2 separate regions of the Homo sapiens genome follow, and region 2 is linked to region 1. A link is an interaction called in ENCODE POLR2A ChIA-PET data of the cell type or tissue named here. Cell type or tissue: CD4-positive, alpha-beta T cell. All regions are shown on one strand. Each heading gives the region's core, and the rest is flanking DNA. Links, peaks and the distances in the headings are about the cores only.

Region 1 (8,330 bases), core at 42-8,041:
GTTTCCTCTCTCTCTCTCTGTCATTTGAGGATACAGCAAGAAGGTGGCTGTCTGCAAGCCAGGAAGAGAGCCCTTACCAGACCTGAACATGTTGGTATCCTGATCTCAGACTTCCATCCTGAAAATTGTGAGAAACAAGTAAATGTCTGTTGCTTTAGCTGCCCAGTTTAGTATTCTCTTATAGCAATCTGAGCTAAGATGCATGCACAAAAATCTGGGTCTATATGAAGATAAGGAGCCAGTGAAGGTACAGATGGAATTTTATTGACACTTGAGAACAATAATAGGGGGCCTGAGCCAGGTACACACAGCTGTTTGACAGGGAGGAGGTGGACAGCATTCTAATTCAGAGGTATTTCATGCTAATGATTACTTTTCTCCTGCTTACCTTTCTCTAAGTCTAGCCCAAGCTTTCCTCATTTGAAATACAGTTGACCCTTAAACAACATGGGGTTGAACTGCTTGGGCCTACTTATATGCAGATTTTCTTCTGCCTCTGCCACTCCAAGACAAGACCAACCCCTTCTCTCCCACCTCCTCAGCCTACTTAATGTAAAGGCTATGAGGGTAAAGACTTTTATGATGATCTACGTCTACCTAATGAATAGTAAATGTATTCTCTCACTTACAACTTTCATAATAACATTTTCCTTTCTCTAGCTTACTTTATTGTATGAATATAGTTATAATACACATACAAATTATGGCCAGGTGTGGTGGCTCATGCCCATAATCCCAGCACTTTGGGAGACCAAGGCAAGTAGATTGTTTGAGCTCCAGAGTTCAAGACCAGCCTCGGCAACATAGTGAAACCCCATGTCCACAAAAAAATTAGCCAGGCATGGTGGCTCACACCTGTGATCCCAGCTACTCAGGAGACTGAGACAGGAGGATCACTTGAGCCCAGGAAGTTGAGGTTTCAGTGAACTGAGATCATGCCACTGTACTCCAGCCTGGGCAACAGAGCAAGATCCCATCTCTAAATAAATAAATAAAACAAATTATGTGTTAATTGACTGTGTTACTAGGGCCTCTGAACAGCCAGGCAAATACTTTAGCAAACCTCAGAGGTGCTGGTCTGATAGGTCCCGGAACTGGCTCCCCCTTCCTTGGAGGAAAATGTACCCCTTCTCTGAAATCAAAAAAGAGCACAGGGTGCTTTTCAGCATAACTAACAACCCCCAGGACTGGAAGAGGGGAGTCTTCTTGCTTCCTAACACTGACAGAATTAAGAGTAATGAGGAGACACTTCATTTCTCACTTGCACAGCCTCATGTGGAAATGAACTGAACAAAGTAAGTTTGCTGTTAAATCTTATTCTCTTGGATCTAGAATGCATTTCTCCTTATCCCCTCTCCTTCTCCCCCTGTCCCTTGCCCCCACTTCTCCACCCCCAGTGTCCTCTAAATCCTGGGCACACCTTCCCCACTCCCAGCCTGCAACCCCAGGCATCTGGCTGGTGATGCACCACACAGCCTCGTCCTTCCCAGCCCAGCTCGTCTGGTGTCCCAGCTGCTCATTTTCTCAGCCACTACCCAGGCTAGCACCCGAGTTTGCAGCAGACCTTGTGTAGACCATCCTGCCCGGGTGACAGCTCTCCCCAGGCCTCCTCACAGAAGATGCAGCTGTCTTCCTGAGTGGCCACGTGTGGACTGCATCATCTTCCGGTGCTCATGACTCCCAGTTGCTTATTACATAAAACCCAGCCTCCTTAGCAGAAGCTTGCGTCTTCTTTCAGCCTCACCTCACCCCTTCCTTCCCCCATCACTGTTTTTCCTGGGCTGTGCTCTCCACCCCACACATGATGCAAGGCCACCAGCGCCCTCCCTCCTCTGATAGCTGGCTTCAAACTCTGACCCCAACCCGCTCCCTGCCTCTCCTTTGCGACCCCCTCATGGCTCCTCTGATATCCCCTCCAGCGCCCCCTACACCCAACATCTAGGTCCTCGGAGCTCTCCAGAAGCATGGACCATCTGCCTCACTCTTCTCCATGCCCCTTAATTCCATTGTCAGTCCCTAATAGGAAACAGAAACTGAAAGAACCATGACTGTGCCCAGCTTGCCACAGGCCTCAGCCCACTGTGCCCAGTACCTCCCCGGTACCCAGGAGAGAAAGCTAGCAGATTCTGGCTAGCAGAAACTGCTTGTCCAATGCGGCCCAGAGCCCAGGCCCTGCTTCCCAATGACAGTCTGCTGCTCAAATATCCACCTGGAAATACTCGTGACAGTGAGCCACAAAGATCTGGGGACCCCTACAACCTTCTAGGGAAGTTCTTTCCTTCATTGCCAGACCACTTGCTAAATGCCAGGCCCTGCACAGAGCACAGAGGCGCAAAGCTAGAAAGACAGAGCCGGCCTTCACGGGACCCCCAAGGCAGCAGGGTGGACCAGCAGGTATACAGCTGTGACTGCATGGTGGGAGGAAAGTGGCCTTTGGGAAATTGGCTTTCAGGAGGCCAGAGGCCTGCTCCCCAGTGGGAGGTTGTGGGGGTCTGTCCCACAGACCCTGACCCAACGATGGATGAATAACGTACAGTGACACAGATATTCTGCTTGTCAGTCCAGTTAAGGGTCTGGGCCCCTCACAAACACCAAGGAAGGTGCTGTAAAGAGTAGCAGCCGTGGCCTCAACTAGCTGGTCCTGCCAGCATTTATCCAGCACACATTAAATGACAAAGGCTTTGAGTCAACACACCTATGGGTAATTAATCTGGTTGCCCTCCCCCAAAGACAGCCATCCTGCCCACGAATGGTCAAAGGTTAGTCTTAGGACCACATGTGTAAACATGCTATTTAGATAAACTCCCTTATATGCCTTTGTATCTGCGCCCTAAGCTCTTAGGCTCCTGAAAAGAGAATCTGGCTGCCTTCAGCCAAACTATCTGAAGCTATGCAGAACTCCCCAGCCTTCCAAGAAGATTTGTGTCTATATCCTATAACTCCATCTAAAATTTTTTCCACCAGCCTGACTGAACTCCCACATGAGGTGCCACAGAAAATGAGAACTGGGACGAGAGGAAAACAAGCCTGTTGCTCCCAACCCCTTTACACAGGGAGGCCCACTTATTCTCATAGTTCGGAGCCAAGCATCTCAGGGCACCCACTGGAAAAGGAAACTAGAAAGAGCTTCCACCTCGAGGGCTTACAGCCAAATTGACACGGAAGTCCTCAAAGGACCACACCTTCCCTCCAAGGAGCAAGGTCTCTGAGCCAAAGACCAGCCCCACCCATTCCTGCCTGACAGTCTTCGGAAGTCACCCAACCTCCTCAGCCTCCACTGATCTACAGCAGGAGGCTGCGGGACTGCATCTCAGGGTCTTAAGTGAGAGCAAAGTACGCATTTGGTAAACAGCAGCTAATGGCCCCTGTGGATGTGTGGTTGTGCGGGTGTTGTGGTTGCTGCTGTTGTGGCTTGTGTGGTTGCTGCAGTTCTGGTAGTTACTGCACTTGTGGTGTGTGGTCAAATGGCTGTGGTTGTTGCAGCTATGGTTGTTGTGTGGTTTGTGGCAGTTGTGGTTGTGAGTTTGCGTGGTTGTTGCAGGTATTCTGGTTCCTTCATCACAGATGGAGGAGGAGGCCAGCCACTGGGGAGGGGTGGCCTCTGAACACCTGGCACCAACTCATCACACAGCAGCGCCAGGCTGTGCCCAGACAAGCAAAGAAAGGGGAGGGCAGAGAAAGGAAATTCTCTTCAGATGAGTGTATGTCAGAAAGGAAGCCCCACAGCCCTCTCTGTGGCCATGGGTGACTCCCTCGCACTGCTGTGTAGGCCTCTTATCTGGAGCTGAAGCGAAGTCCAAGTGCTTGAAAACCTGAAGGTGCTCCTGCTTGCAGCACCTCTGTTCCCAGGAACATGCTCCTGTGCAGGAACCCATTATGGGCACCACCAAAAATAGACCCTGCCCCATCCCATCCCACTGTCCTGAGATGCCCAAGCAAGCCCAGCAGGTAAACTGATAGCCCCAGGGTGTGGGGACAATGGCCTTGGATCACACCAAAGGCCCAAGTGCAGGGTCCAGCCTGCTGACCACCTCCTTGACCCTGGACCCCAGAATCAGAATAAGACAAGGTGGGCTGGCACAGCCCTCCAGTAGGCAGGACCTGGGCATCTCCTGGCTCACCTTCACCCACCATTCATGCAAGAGCCCTATGAGTGGATCAGAGCCATGGTGAGGCCACACAGTGTAGCCAGCACAGCAGGCGGAGACCTTCTGCCCCTGGTACCCAGGCTGGAATTTTACAACTGCCTTAGGGAACTCAGGTCCTAAGCAACATATCCCCCTCCCCTGCACCCTGCTCCTAATCATACGTTTATTGAATTTTTAAAAAATATATAGATAATATTTCATGTGACCCAGTAGTCATATGCACAGAAGGAAATACAGTGAAATATCCCCTTCCCATAGTTTCTCTTAATCACCCAGAGATAGTTTATGAAAATACAAACAAATATGCCCAGGTATACATACAAAAGAACATGATGTAGTAATGAGAGTAAAAATTCTGAAGCCAGACTGCCTGAGTTCAAGACGTAGCACTGTCCCTCACCAGTTAGTATGTGACCTTGGACAGCTTCTCTGTGCCCCAGTTACCCTCATCCACAGAACAGGACATAATTGTGGTACCTACCTCACAAGGGAGGTTCAACACTATATATCAGCTCTCACTGTCACATATGTTCTTTCCCATTCTACAGAAATGATAGCACACTTTTGCACACACTGTTCTGCACCTTATTTTTTCACTGTGAAGTGTATCTGGGAGGTTATTCCCATATCAGTACATAAAGAACTTCCTTCGAGGGCCGGGCAAGGTGGCTCACGCCTGTAATCCCAATGCTTTGGGAGGCCGAGGTGGGTGGATCATGAGGTCAGGAGTTCGAGACCAGCCTGGCCAACATGGTGAAACCCCATCTCTACTAAAAAAATACAAAAATTAGCTACTCGGGAGGCTGAGGCAGGAGAATAGCTTGAATACAGGAGGTGGAGGTTGCAGTGAGCTAAGATCATGCCATTGCACTCCAGCCTGGGACAGAGTGAGACTCCATCTCAAAACAAAACAAAACAAAACTTCCTTTTTTTTTTTTTACTTGCATTAAAGATGAACTAATCTTAATTTTTTTAGAGCTGCATAGTATTACATTGCCTCAACATACAAGAACTGATTTAGTTGCTGCTTTTCTGATAGACATTTAAAAGGTTTCCAGTCTTTTACTCTTTCAAACAATGTTGCAGTGAATAACTTGGTACATACTTCATTTTGTCCAAAAGTGACTAGGATAAATTGCTAGGAGTAGAAAGCTAAACAACAGGTGTGTACATTTGTCATTTTTGTCACCTATATAGGCTGTATAGATTTAGTGTCCCGTCGGCAACGTATAAGAGTTTCTGTTCTTCATACCTTCACCAACAGTATATAAACAAATTTTTAATCTTTTGTCAATTTGTTAAGTAAAAAATGATAAATGCTATCTCTGTTGTTTTATTTTACTATTTCTCTTACTATGAGTAATGTGAAGCAGCTTTGTATATGTTCATAAAACACTTGTGTTCCTTTTTCTACGAACTCTCTGTTCATACCTTTTGCAAATGTTCTTACTGTATAGTATGTCATTTTTCTTGTTGATGAAGAGAAGGTCATTATGCATTAGGAATATTAGCATAATTTTTCTGGTTTGACATTACTCTTCTGAACTGACTTTTGTTCTTTTTCCCATGCATAATTTTAATGCAATAGAAGTTATTGTTTTTTTCTCTATGGCTTCTGTTTTTAGTGTCATACTTTGGAAGTTCTTCCCTGTTCCAACATGGTCATTAGATCCTTTTTTACTCTCCCAAACTTGTTTCTATCATTTTGAAACATTTAAATCACTGACTTCTCCTGGTATGTATCCTAATATAAGAAGTGAGATCTGAATCCAACTTAATTTTTTTCCAGATGGCTACCCAGTTGTCTCAACACCATTTATTGAATAATTCATTTCTTTTCCTGAATGATTTGAAATGCCATCATTATCAGAAGCTAAACTCCCAATAAGTTTTGGTTTATTTCTGGACGTCTTATCTCATTCCAACTCCAAGATGTCCTACACTATTTTATTTATTGTAGGTTTATAATATGCATTACAGTATATCTTGTAGGGCTCATTTCCCATTGATTTTCATTGCTTCTTTTTTCATATGAACTGTTAGGTTTCTTGGGATTTCTTTTAATTTATAGGTTAACTAAGGCAAAACTGATATTGACTATGATGTTGAGTCAGTTTTTGGCAAATTATATTTTCCCAGAAAAGTATCCAATATGTCAGGCTTTACAAAGTTGAAACTGACCACCCTCAGTTTCAATAATTTGCCAGGACTCACATAACTCACTAAAAGCTGTTACATTGTGGTTAATGGTTTATTATAGACAAAGGATACAGATTAAAATCAGGCAAGAGAAGAGGCACTTAGGGCAGACTCCAGGAAAGTTCCAAGCACAATGCTTCCAGTTGCCCTCGCCCTGCGAAGCCATGGAAAATGCTGCTTTCCCCGGCAGCAATGTGTGACAATACACACAGAGTATTGCCAAACAGAGAAGCTCACCTGAGCCTTTGTGTCCGGAGTTTTTACTGGGGCTCAAGAACACAGACATAATTGACTGTCCATGGGGCTGACCTTTCCTCTCTGGACCCACAGGAGGTAGAACAGATACCATGTGCCCCCAGCTCCCATCATAAATCACATGGGATTTGACTATCCAGGGTGGCCTAAGGCTCCCAGGTAGACAAAGATACTCTTATCAGGCAGGACATTCCAAGGGTCCAGAGCTTACCTTCCAGGAGCCAGGACAAAAGCCAAACCTCTCTTTGGGTAAGGTTAATTCTTAACTACATAAGTTTTTAAATTTTCTTACATGTAGTTCAGCAAAATAGTCCCTAAGGATTCTTTTAATTTCCTTTATCTGTAGTTATTGTCCCGTTGGTATTTCTTTTTTTCTTTTATTTTTTAAGAGCAGGGTCTTGCTCTGTCAACTAGGCAATAGCATGATCATAACTCACTGCAGCCTTGAACTCCTGGGCTCAAGTGATCCTTCTTCCTCTGCCTCCCAAGTAGCTGGAGCCACAGTCACACACCACCACACCTGGCTATTTTTTTTTTTAATTTTTTTAGAGACAGCATCTCGCTGTGTTGCTCAGACTGACCTTGAACTCCTGAGCTCAAGTGATTCTCCCACCTCAGCCTCTCGAGTACCCCTTAGCATTTCTTATTTGTGCTTCCTCTTTTCTTTTCTCTCAAGAGGATTAGCTGACAATTTAGAAATCTTACTGTTTTTTCAAAGAATTTTATTTTGAATATATTTATTATGTATCAGTTTATCAATTATAAAATATTTTTGTTTTTTAATTAATTGATTTCTGTTTTAACATTTATTAATTCCTTTCTGCTTTCTTGACATTTATTGCCTTTTTTCTAACTACTTCCATTGGATGCTTATTTCATTTTCTCATTCCTGTTTAATTTTTTATTAATTCATTATAAGACTATGCATATTAATCAGAGTTATCCAGAGAAACATAACTAATCGGATATCTATGTAGATATGTATTAAATTGTTATGAGGAATTGGCTCACACAATTATGGAGGATGAGAATTTGTAAGATCTGCAGTCAGCAACCTGGAGACCCAGGAGAACTGATGATGTCATTCCAGTCCAAGTCTGAGGGCCTGAGAACCACGATTGCTTATGATTTAAGTTCCAGTCCAAGTCTGAGTCTGAAGACAGGAGAAGATTGATGTTCCAGCTCAAAGATAGGTAGAGAGAGAGAGAGAAGATTCTCTTATTCTGCCTTTTTGATCCATTCAGGCCTTCAATGAATTGGAAGAGGCTCACCCACATCAGGAAGGGCAGTCTGCTTTACAATCTACCAATTCAAACACTAATCTCACATAGAAACACCCTCAGCCAGCATGGGGGCCCACACCTGTCATCCCAGCACTTTGAGAGGCTGAGGCAGGTGGATCACTTGAGCCCAAGAGTTCAAGACCAGCCTGGCCAATGTGGCAAAAACCTCATCTCTACTAAAAATAGAAAAATTAGCTGGATGTGGTGGTGCACACCTGTAATCCCAGCTACTCGGGAGGCTGAGGCATAAGAGTTGCTCAAACCTGGGAGGCAGAGGTTGCAGTGAGCCAAGATCATGCCACTGCACTCCAGCCTGGCTGACAGAGCAAGACTCCATCTCAAAAAATAATAATAATACAAAAATTAGCCAGGTATGGTGGCATGCCTGTGATCTCAGCTACTCAGGATGCTGAGGTGGGAGGATCGCTTGAGCCCAAGAGATGGA
Region 2 (8,330 bases), core at 325-8,324, 54 kb after region 1:
TGGGGATCTTACCATTTTGCACAGCAGCTACAGCAAGCTCCCACCCGCTCCATCCCTGGCGCCTGGTAGATCTGTCTTCATGAGTCCAGGTTCTCAAATTGACACATCTCATCTTTAAAAGGACCAAGAGAGAGTAAACCTCCCAGTCGCTTCCTGGATCTCAGTGACAGATTTTTCTGATTCACCTCATTACCTCCTCCTACAGGGGCCCATTCATTTCCACCTCATTTTCTTCCCGGTTCTCATGCCTGCCCCATCCTGGCACATCCTGACAGGAGGGACTCTATCCTCACTCAGCGTTCACCCTTAGAGACACAACCCCACACGCTCTGCCTTTCTCTCTGGATTAACACGGTTTCTCTCTTCTGCCCCCATCCTGCAGATCAAAGTCCCTGGAAATCTTTGAAACCAGCATCTCAGGAAGAAACAAATCACAGGGCACTGGTGTTAAGAGAATGCTGACTGTCTGGTTTTGATGGGGTGGTAATGTGGGGCAGGACCACTCATTCTGGCCTGGAACCCCCTTCCTGCCTCACTGTATTCCAAGTGTTAGCGGCCTCTGCAAAGATCTTAAACCCTATTGTTCATACCTCTGAATCTCCTACAGCGTCTAGCAGAGCTGCAGTACAAAGTACACACTCAATAAATATTTGATGAATGGAATCCCTAGTAAAGCTCAAGCTATTCATCACATGCTGCCTAGGATCATTAGTATATTTCAAAATTGCAGAATCTTGAAGTCAGACGGGACCATGTGGGCCATCAGTTCACCCCTACCCAGCACAGAAACACAACGCTGCAGAATTTCTGACAGGCTAACTTCCAGCCCAGGCTCCTCGACCATCTCCATAACTAGGAATGCCTAAGGAAGCCCAGCTCCCCCTCATAGTTGAGACCTCTGTTTATGAGAAAATCCTGTCTTCTATTTACGGGGAATCTGCCCTACCTCTGCATCCCACACCTGCTCCACACAATGACCAGAGAACTGTTTGCAGGGCTTGTGTTTTCTGGGAGAGTATAAGCTCCCTGAGGTGCCCCAAACTCAGTGCCCTAAGTGCCCAGGCAAACTGGCTTGCAGGTCCGTTTGCTGATTGAAAGGGATAGCAAATTCCCTCTAGACCACTATCTTCCCCTCCCCGGGGAAATGAGCCAGTAGGAAAGGAAGCCAAGCCCCACAGCTCTGCTCATACTTGTCCCAACTCCAACAGCCAGGTGTCCACCCTTTCATATCTTCCCATCACCAAGACAGCAACTTAAAACAGAAAACAAAAGAAAGCCTTCTAAAGTTGTTGGCCCCCTTCCTGACCCCCACCCCATCCCACACCATGGAAGTGTTGATAACACTCTCTCCCCAGAGCACACACTTGCAGAGCACAAGGATGAGCTTCCCCAGGATGAGAAAAACAAAACCCCACTCCCTCTGGCCTCTGCTCAGTGTTCAGGACACAGTTAACTAATCCAGAAGGTTGGATGACCTTGTCTGAAACCTAGTGTAGGTTTCAGACAAAGTCTTCCAAAGCATAGCTAATTTTTTTGTCCTTCTAGGGCTTTCAAGGAACAAGACACTGACAATGAACCAAAGCCTGGCTGGCAGTTTTCTAGGTATTCGGGTATTAAGTGAATGGAGATGCAAAGATACACTATGCAAAAGAATAGTCATACCACAAACTTCTCTTCGTTCATAACTAAGCATCTTTGGTACTGGATCACATGCCTAGAAAGGACAAAAGCACTTCCTTGCCTGTGTTCTTGGGGCTTGCATTTGGCCCTAAGCCTAGGCTACAAAAAAGGTGGGGAAATATTGGAGAGCAGTATTCATGAGTATTTAGTTTTAAAGAGCTCCCATTTCCACTACTTCATCTCAACCCTTATCGCAACCCTACTTGGTTCCTTTTACCCACTAACTTTAAAACTCAGCCTTTCCCTTTAAAACTCAGGGAAAAAAGCCCTATGCAAATGTAAAGTATTACAGAACATAAGAGCAGATTCACAGGTAGAAGGTCCTCAGGAAATGGTAGATACATTTTCCTTACCTGAGGCATAATTCTACCCTGGAGTTTTTCTTTTTTTTTTTCCCCCTGGAGAAAAGGGAAGATAAAAGCTGACTTTGTTGGACAGAAAAGAAACAGAAGATGGATACATTAAAAATGTAAGTGCTTACAATTTGCAGCATACATGAAACTCTGCCCACTTCACTTAAATATGTCCACCAAAACCTCAGCCCCCTCCAGCCTCTGGCAAGGGAGTCCTAGCTGGGGTTCTGGGAGATGGCAGCAGAACCTTGGTGAGATGGCCTTGGGCTTGACTTTGCAGAGCTAAAAAGGAAAGACGTTCAAACAATGAAAAGTCCTCCCACCGGATTCCACCTTCTGTTGGCCACTTCCTTCCTTCCCTCCTTTTTCCTTCCCTTCCTGCGGGAGCTACTCTGCCCCACCTTCCTTCCTGGAGAGGAGGACCTACCCTTTCCTCTCTAGGGCTGGTGCCAAAGGGATGAACAATGTGATTGCTGGGGGGGCGGGTAGGGGTGCAGGGAGTCAAGAAGTGGGAAGAAGCAGCCGGTGTTCGAAACAAACCAGAGTAACCAAGCAGAGATGGAGGGAGAGAGATGTTTAGTCCTCAAGGTGCATTTCAGGAGTCTTTGACCAGTTCCCAGAAATTTCCTTCATTTAAGCTTCCAAGCAAAGAGACTGCTAATGGCAGCAACGGCAGTAGAATCCCCAAAGCCTCATCAAGGTGCCCAAATAATGTGACCTCAAGGTGACAGAAAAAAGGATGGCGTCAGTGAGGTAAAAGGGGCACTCAATCTAGGTAGCCATTTGCAATCTCCCTTCTGCTGTCCCACAGCCCAGAGAGAAAAGAAAAAGTGGAAAGGAAACCGTGAAAAGAGGCAGAGACATCAAGAGAGTTTCTGGAAGAGTCTTGAAAAGGGCAAGGACAGAAAGAAGATGCCAATAGGAAGGGGAGAGGACAATACAAAAGGTAATGTGGAGCTGAAAATAGGAGAGGGGAGAGTCGCCCTTCCATCAAATGTAATGATAAAGCTACCAAAGGAGACCAGAGAGTGGCGGAGGGGGAAGGTCAAATGGAGGCGTTCGTGAAGGCAGAGCTTTGGAGAGAGGGCCAAACGTGAGATGGCGAGCACACAAAAAAGGCGCTCCAGGAGGCAGTTGAGGGGGCTGGAACGAAGTGAGAGAGAAGAAGGAAGAAATCAAAGGGTTCATCGAGGGAAGGGGGCGCCTAGGAAACACGCCCGGGAGGGCCCCGCTTTGTCTGGCGTGGGCGGCGGCGGGGGCAGCACGTGCAGCCGGGAGCGCGCTGAGCCGCCAGGCTCCGAGCCGAAGAGCGCCGAGAGGAGACACGACGCGCGGGGGCGGCCCCAGCCCCTCAGACCAGCGAGACCTCTCGCCGGCGGGCCCAGCGCTGCAGAAGGGGCGCATTGTTATGTCCCAGGTCGCAGCAGATTGCCGCTGTCCTGCAATACTCTCGCATCCTGGCACCGCGCCACTGGCACGGCCCGGGGGCTGGAAATAACTGCGCCGTTCCCATGACGACGAGGAAGCTCCCCCCGCCCCCGCCCCGCCCCGCCCCGCCCGCTGAGCTCCGCCCACCGGTACCCGCCGCGGCCGCCTCCCCACAACGGAGCTCCCCCGGTCACCCTGGCAACGGCGGCCGCGGCGCGCGGGAGGTGACTCTAAAAGCGGCGGGCCCCGCCCCCGCCCTCCAGCCCGCAGCGCCGCGCCGCGCGCCCAGCCCCCGCCTGGGCCTGCTCTCGGGCGGGACCTCACTGGGGCAGCCGCGGGCGCCGGCGCAGGAAGCCTCCCTTCCCCCTCGGCCCGCCGGGCCCGGAAAGGCGGGAGCTGGGAGGAAGCTTCGCGGCGGCCGAGGCTGCGGGAGAGGACGAGCGCGCCCCATTTTCTCCGCGGAGCCGCCCCCAGCCCTCCTGACCTCCGCGCCCCTTTAAATCCTCCGCGGGTCTCCCCGCCCTTCCTGCTGGGATGGGAGGAGACCTTAGCGGACGGTGCTCTGCCTGTGCGGCCAGATGAAAGGGGGACTGGGAAAATGAAGCCAGCTCTTGCCGGTGGGCTGGGGGCGGCAGGAATCCGGAGCTCTGGCCGCTGGCGGCACTGGGCTTGAGGGAAGCGGCGGCACGGGAGGCGTCCTCGGGAGCCGGGGTCTCACGGTCCAGGGAACGCCCCCGCCGCCGGCTTGCTAGCGAGGCATCCCGTGAACAAAGAGGCCTGCTTCACCCTACTGGGGCGATCGCCCCCCGGAGGGAAGGGTTTCCACCTTGCACGGCACTCGCGCGTTTTGTCTGTTGGTTGTGGTGAGGAGGGTGTATTGCAGATCCAAAAGGAGCCTCTCGGCCTCCCAGGGTGTCTGGGTCAGAATTGAGACGTTCTGGGCGAGGAGGTGTTGGGAGGGGAGTAGGAGGTCGGAAGGAGAGAGGCCGACCCAGTTAGCTCTGTTCACACCGTCCCTCTCTAGGAGCGGAGCCTACACCTGACTTGTTTGGAATGTGAGCTTTTGCAGGGGACAGAGGCCCTGGCACGTAGAAAGTTCTAAACTGTCTGGTGAATTGCTGCAATTAAAACCAGAGCGGCTCCTTCAGTTGTCCTGGGTGGGCAGGGCATCCCAAAGAAACACAGAAAGTATGCAGGGTCCTTTGAAAATAGTGCCCATATCAAACAAAATATTAATACTTCGCATTTGTAAAGTCCTTTCCTCTAAGAATGTTGTCTCGTTCCATATATATTTTCCACTCCATAAAATTCTAGAGCACAAAGAAAGGATTCATATGGGAGCGAATAGAACAAGTAAAGACGGTCAGCTGTGGTCACAGTGGAGGAACTGAAGAGTTTAGACTTCACCAGCTCTTAGAGCCCTGTTTTCTTTGAAGTGGTTACAACCGAGTACTTTGGTGTGGCCTAAAGAGTTTGAAGGTATACAGTTAAAGGACCTGGAAATAAGATTGGGCTGGCCATTGGGGCCTTGCTTTTCTCATCTGTGAGATGATAGTTGTGAAAATGAGATTAGACTGTATGAAATATTCTTCGTAAGCCATAGGATATGTTATACAAATGCTTTAGTTATTGAAACATCTATAAATTGGTATACAAGTCATGATTACTGTAGTTGCAATACGGAGTTGGTGGGGTGCTTCAGATTTGCAAGCTGTAGGAGGTGGGAACAGGACTGAAGGGCTATGTGCTGATGAATCTCCTTCAGCATTGCTGTGGAATGGATATGCTTCCCCAAAATTCATATGTGTTGAAGCTCTAACCCCTAATGTGACTATATCTGGAAATAGGGTCTTTAGGAGCTCGCTCTCTCCTCTGCCATGTGAGGGTACAGCAAGAAGGCGGCCATCTGCAAGCCAGAAACAAAGCCCTCAACAGAACCTGACCATGCTGGCACCCTGATCTCAGATTTCCAGGCTCCGGAACTATGAGAAATACATTTTTTTGCTTAAACCACTCTGTGATATTTTGTTATGGCAGCCAGAGCAGACTAAGACAAATATGTCTTCGCTTGGAGCTAAGCGCCCCTCCTACCACCTCCACCACCTGGCGTTTTGTTCAGCACTTCCACAGTTGTCTCATTTTTAATTTGTAACCGTGTAAGTTGGAATTGGCAAGATTTATTTTAAAATGAAGAAGCTAAGAAACAAAAAGATTAAAAGGCCTGCTGAAAGTCACACAGATTGTGAATGACTGAACTAGAACTAGAGTCTCCCCAGACAACATCTAGTCCCTAGCATCTGCCAGGTTCTGGGCTAGATTCGAGGGATAAGGAGATGAATATGATTTAGAGGTGGAGAGGGTACAGTCTGGTCAAGCAAAGAAACGTGAACAAATCATTACATCAAGTAGAAAAGTCTGCAAGGATTCATTGGCCCAGCAGGTAAATGGGAAGGGTGGCCCAGGCAGGGGAAGACTGGGAAAACATGGCTTTGGGGGAGCCACAAGTGCTGCTGAGGATAGGGTACAGTACAGAGAAGGAAGGGGCAGAGATGTCCCAGATGCCATTGGAGATTCAGCTTTGCTTTCACTTTCCCAAGGACTCATGGCCTCCCTAGGGCCCTGGCCAAAGGGGAGACCTGAACTTAGAGATCAAGGCTAAGAGTCCTTAAGGACCTAATGTGCCTAAGGAAAAGCAATAGTAAACTCTTCCATTAGTTTTATGTTGACCCTTCTATAGAAAATTATCTTTGTTTTTGGACCTAGCTAGGGTCTCCTAAGGGGTTAGTTTATTAAAGCCCTAACCATTTGTAAGTAAGTGATAATGTGCTTTAATTAGAAGATATGAATTGCACACCTATGACTTTTTCTAGCAAGGTCCTACCCCTAATCAATGTTTTCGCAGAATCTCTGTCTCCAGAGGCACAGAGTCATACTTAAATGAATACATGATCATCCCTCACCATAGAAATGCAGATAAGGACCTTAACTAATGAAGGGGCTAATATCTGTCTCCTTTTGGGAACATTTGTACAAGCTCTTACCAGTTATAGTCAGATAGGAGGATTTATTTGTCTACTGTTTTCTTTATGGGTACAATATGCGTATTTGTGTATATCATATATCCTTACTCTGACTTTTATTATTTATTAAATCACAGCACTCAGATGCTCTCTTGGGGAGGGACTGTAGGTTAGGGACAAAATAGGCCCAGTAGGGCCCTTGCACTTAGAGCCCCTCTCCCAGAAACCAGGTTCCAGAAGCTTGCCCACCTCCCAGGGGTACTCATTCTGAGTACCAGGCCAACAGCCAATTTAAGGGCTGGTTCTGGGATTTCAGCATCTCTCTGCCTGGTACCAAATGAAGACTATCATCTCTGCCTCACTGGAGACCTCATTAGGACTTGAACTCTGGTCTTTGTTCCTTCCCAGTAGGTTCTATACAGTGGAGAAGGTGTGGGGAGGAGGGGGGTCAGGTAAGCCCACAACTCCCAGAACAGCAGGAGTCCAACAGCCTCTGAGAACCAGGAAGTGAGTAAACAAGCAATTACCAGAAAGACAGGGAAGAGCCCGGTAACCCGAGAAGTGGTTCAAATTATTTGATTCCACTCCCTGCCTTCCCTCAAGCCCTCCTCCCCACACCTCCCACCCAGCTTCTCAAGGCTAATTTCACCCCCCTCTGCCTACTCTCCAAGCGAAATTCCACCCCAGTGGAAGCCGGGTCCCAGGGATGAGAGGTGGACGTTACATTCTGGCTAGGGTCTTCAGGGCTTGGCCATTGTCAGTATCGCTGCCGTTTGTCTGTATGGCAAGAAGGGGATAGAATCAGATGGTGCTGCCTGCTATCCTTCCTACTCAGTACCCCTCCAGCCTTCCAATCCCTTTGGGGAAGAGGGGAGTTTAGGAAGAAAGAGGTGACTCAGACCTTGCTTCTCAGAAACTAGAGCGGGAACCCAGCTGGGCTGCAGGAAGTGTGGGGTCGGAGTGAAAAGAAACCTCACATTCCTTTCTCTCTTTTGGCTGGGGAGCTCCCTCTTGCCTACTGCTTCTAGGCTAGTCCCCATTTTTTCACTGTCTCTGGTTCTGCTGATACCAGAGCAGATCCTGGCAGAAAAGGTTTTGACATAGAAAAGATTAAGGTCTAGCACTTATCTTCAAAGAGTTTACAACTTGGTGAGAATAAGAGAGGTAAGACATTTCAGGAAATTTTAAAATATGTACACAAATAACAAGGCAATGTACGATAGATGCCTCAGGAGAAGTGCCACTGTTGCTATTGGCCCCAATCATTTCTCACCTGCATTATTGAACAGCCCTCTAACTGGACCATGCTCCCCTGCCCCACTTAAAAGCCTTCCTTGGCTCCCTCACATCTTTTAAGGTGAAACCAAACCCCCTTCCATGGCATGCCCAGTGTTTTGCAATCTGACCCCTCTTAATCCTCAGGGCCATTCTTCACACCCGTGCTCCAAACAGAAGGAAGGAAGCATTTGTGATGTTCAGCTCCTACCAGCTCTCAAGGCCTCAGGGCCTTTGCACATGCAGCTCTATCTGCCTGGAATGATTTCCCCCTTATTCCCTACTTGGCTAAGTCCAATTTGCCATTTGCGACTCAGCGCAGAAATAACCTCCTCTTCGCAGGAACCCTTCCCTCACACTCTGTCTGGGTTAAGTATTCCTCATCAGTATTCCTATATCACAGTAGTATTAACCCTGGATTGTAATGATCCATTTTTCATCCCTCTTCCCTCTAGATATCAACTTCCTTACTCATCTTTGTACCCAGTGCCTGACACAAAGTAGACAATAAATGATGGCTAAATGAAAGGCTGACTGGCAGGCAGAGGAGTTCATAGAGAATATGGGAAGTTAT

What was found. Peaks named below come from ENCODE experiments on the same cell type or tissue, not always from the same donor. Only the 100,000 strongest peaks of a DNase experiment are listed, where the experiment ranks them.
Region 2: POLR2A ChIA-PET joins it to region 1 with 14 read pairs; 16 of 35 experiments call an interaction of 5 or more read pairs at or near these places.

Annotation. Positions count from the first base shown.
Region 1 is chr1:181,154,934-181,163,263 of GRCh38, reverse strand. No RefSeq gene overlaps it. Among named protein-coding and RNA genes, the nearest start is that of LINC01732, 15 kb to the left of the region's middle. RefSeq lists a silencer at 2,617-2,911 and an enhancer at 3,500-3,619. In CD4-positive, alpha-beta T cell, for the core only: no CTCF peak of the experiment used is centred there; DNase peaks (open chromatin) are centred at 1,673, 3,233 and 3,523; H3K27ac peaks cover 1,111 bases.
Region 2 is chr1:181,100,758-181,109,087 of GRCh38, reverse strand. No RefSeq gene overlaps it. Among named protein-coding and RNA genes, the nearest start is that of IER5, 16 kb to the right of the region's middle. RefSeq lists silencers at 3,269-3,318, 3,579-4,068, 4,089-4,148 and an enhancer at 2,841-3,735. In CD4-positive, alpha-beta T cell, for the core only: CTCF peaks have their summits at 3,896 and 4,099; DNase peaks (open chromatin) are centred at 3,647 and 4,277; H3K4me3 peaks cover 1,555 bases; H3K27ac peaks cover 688 bases.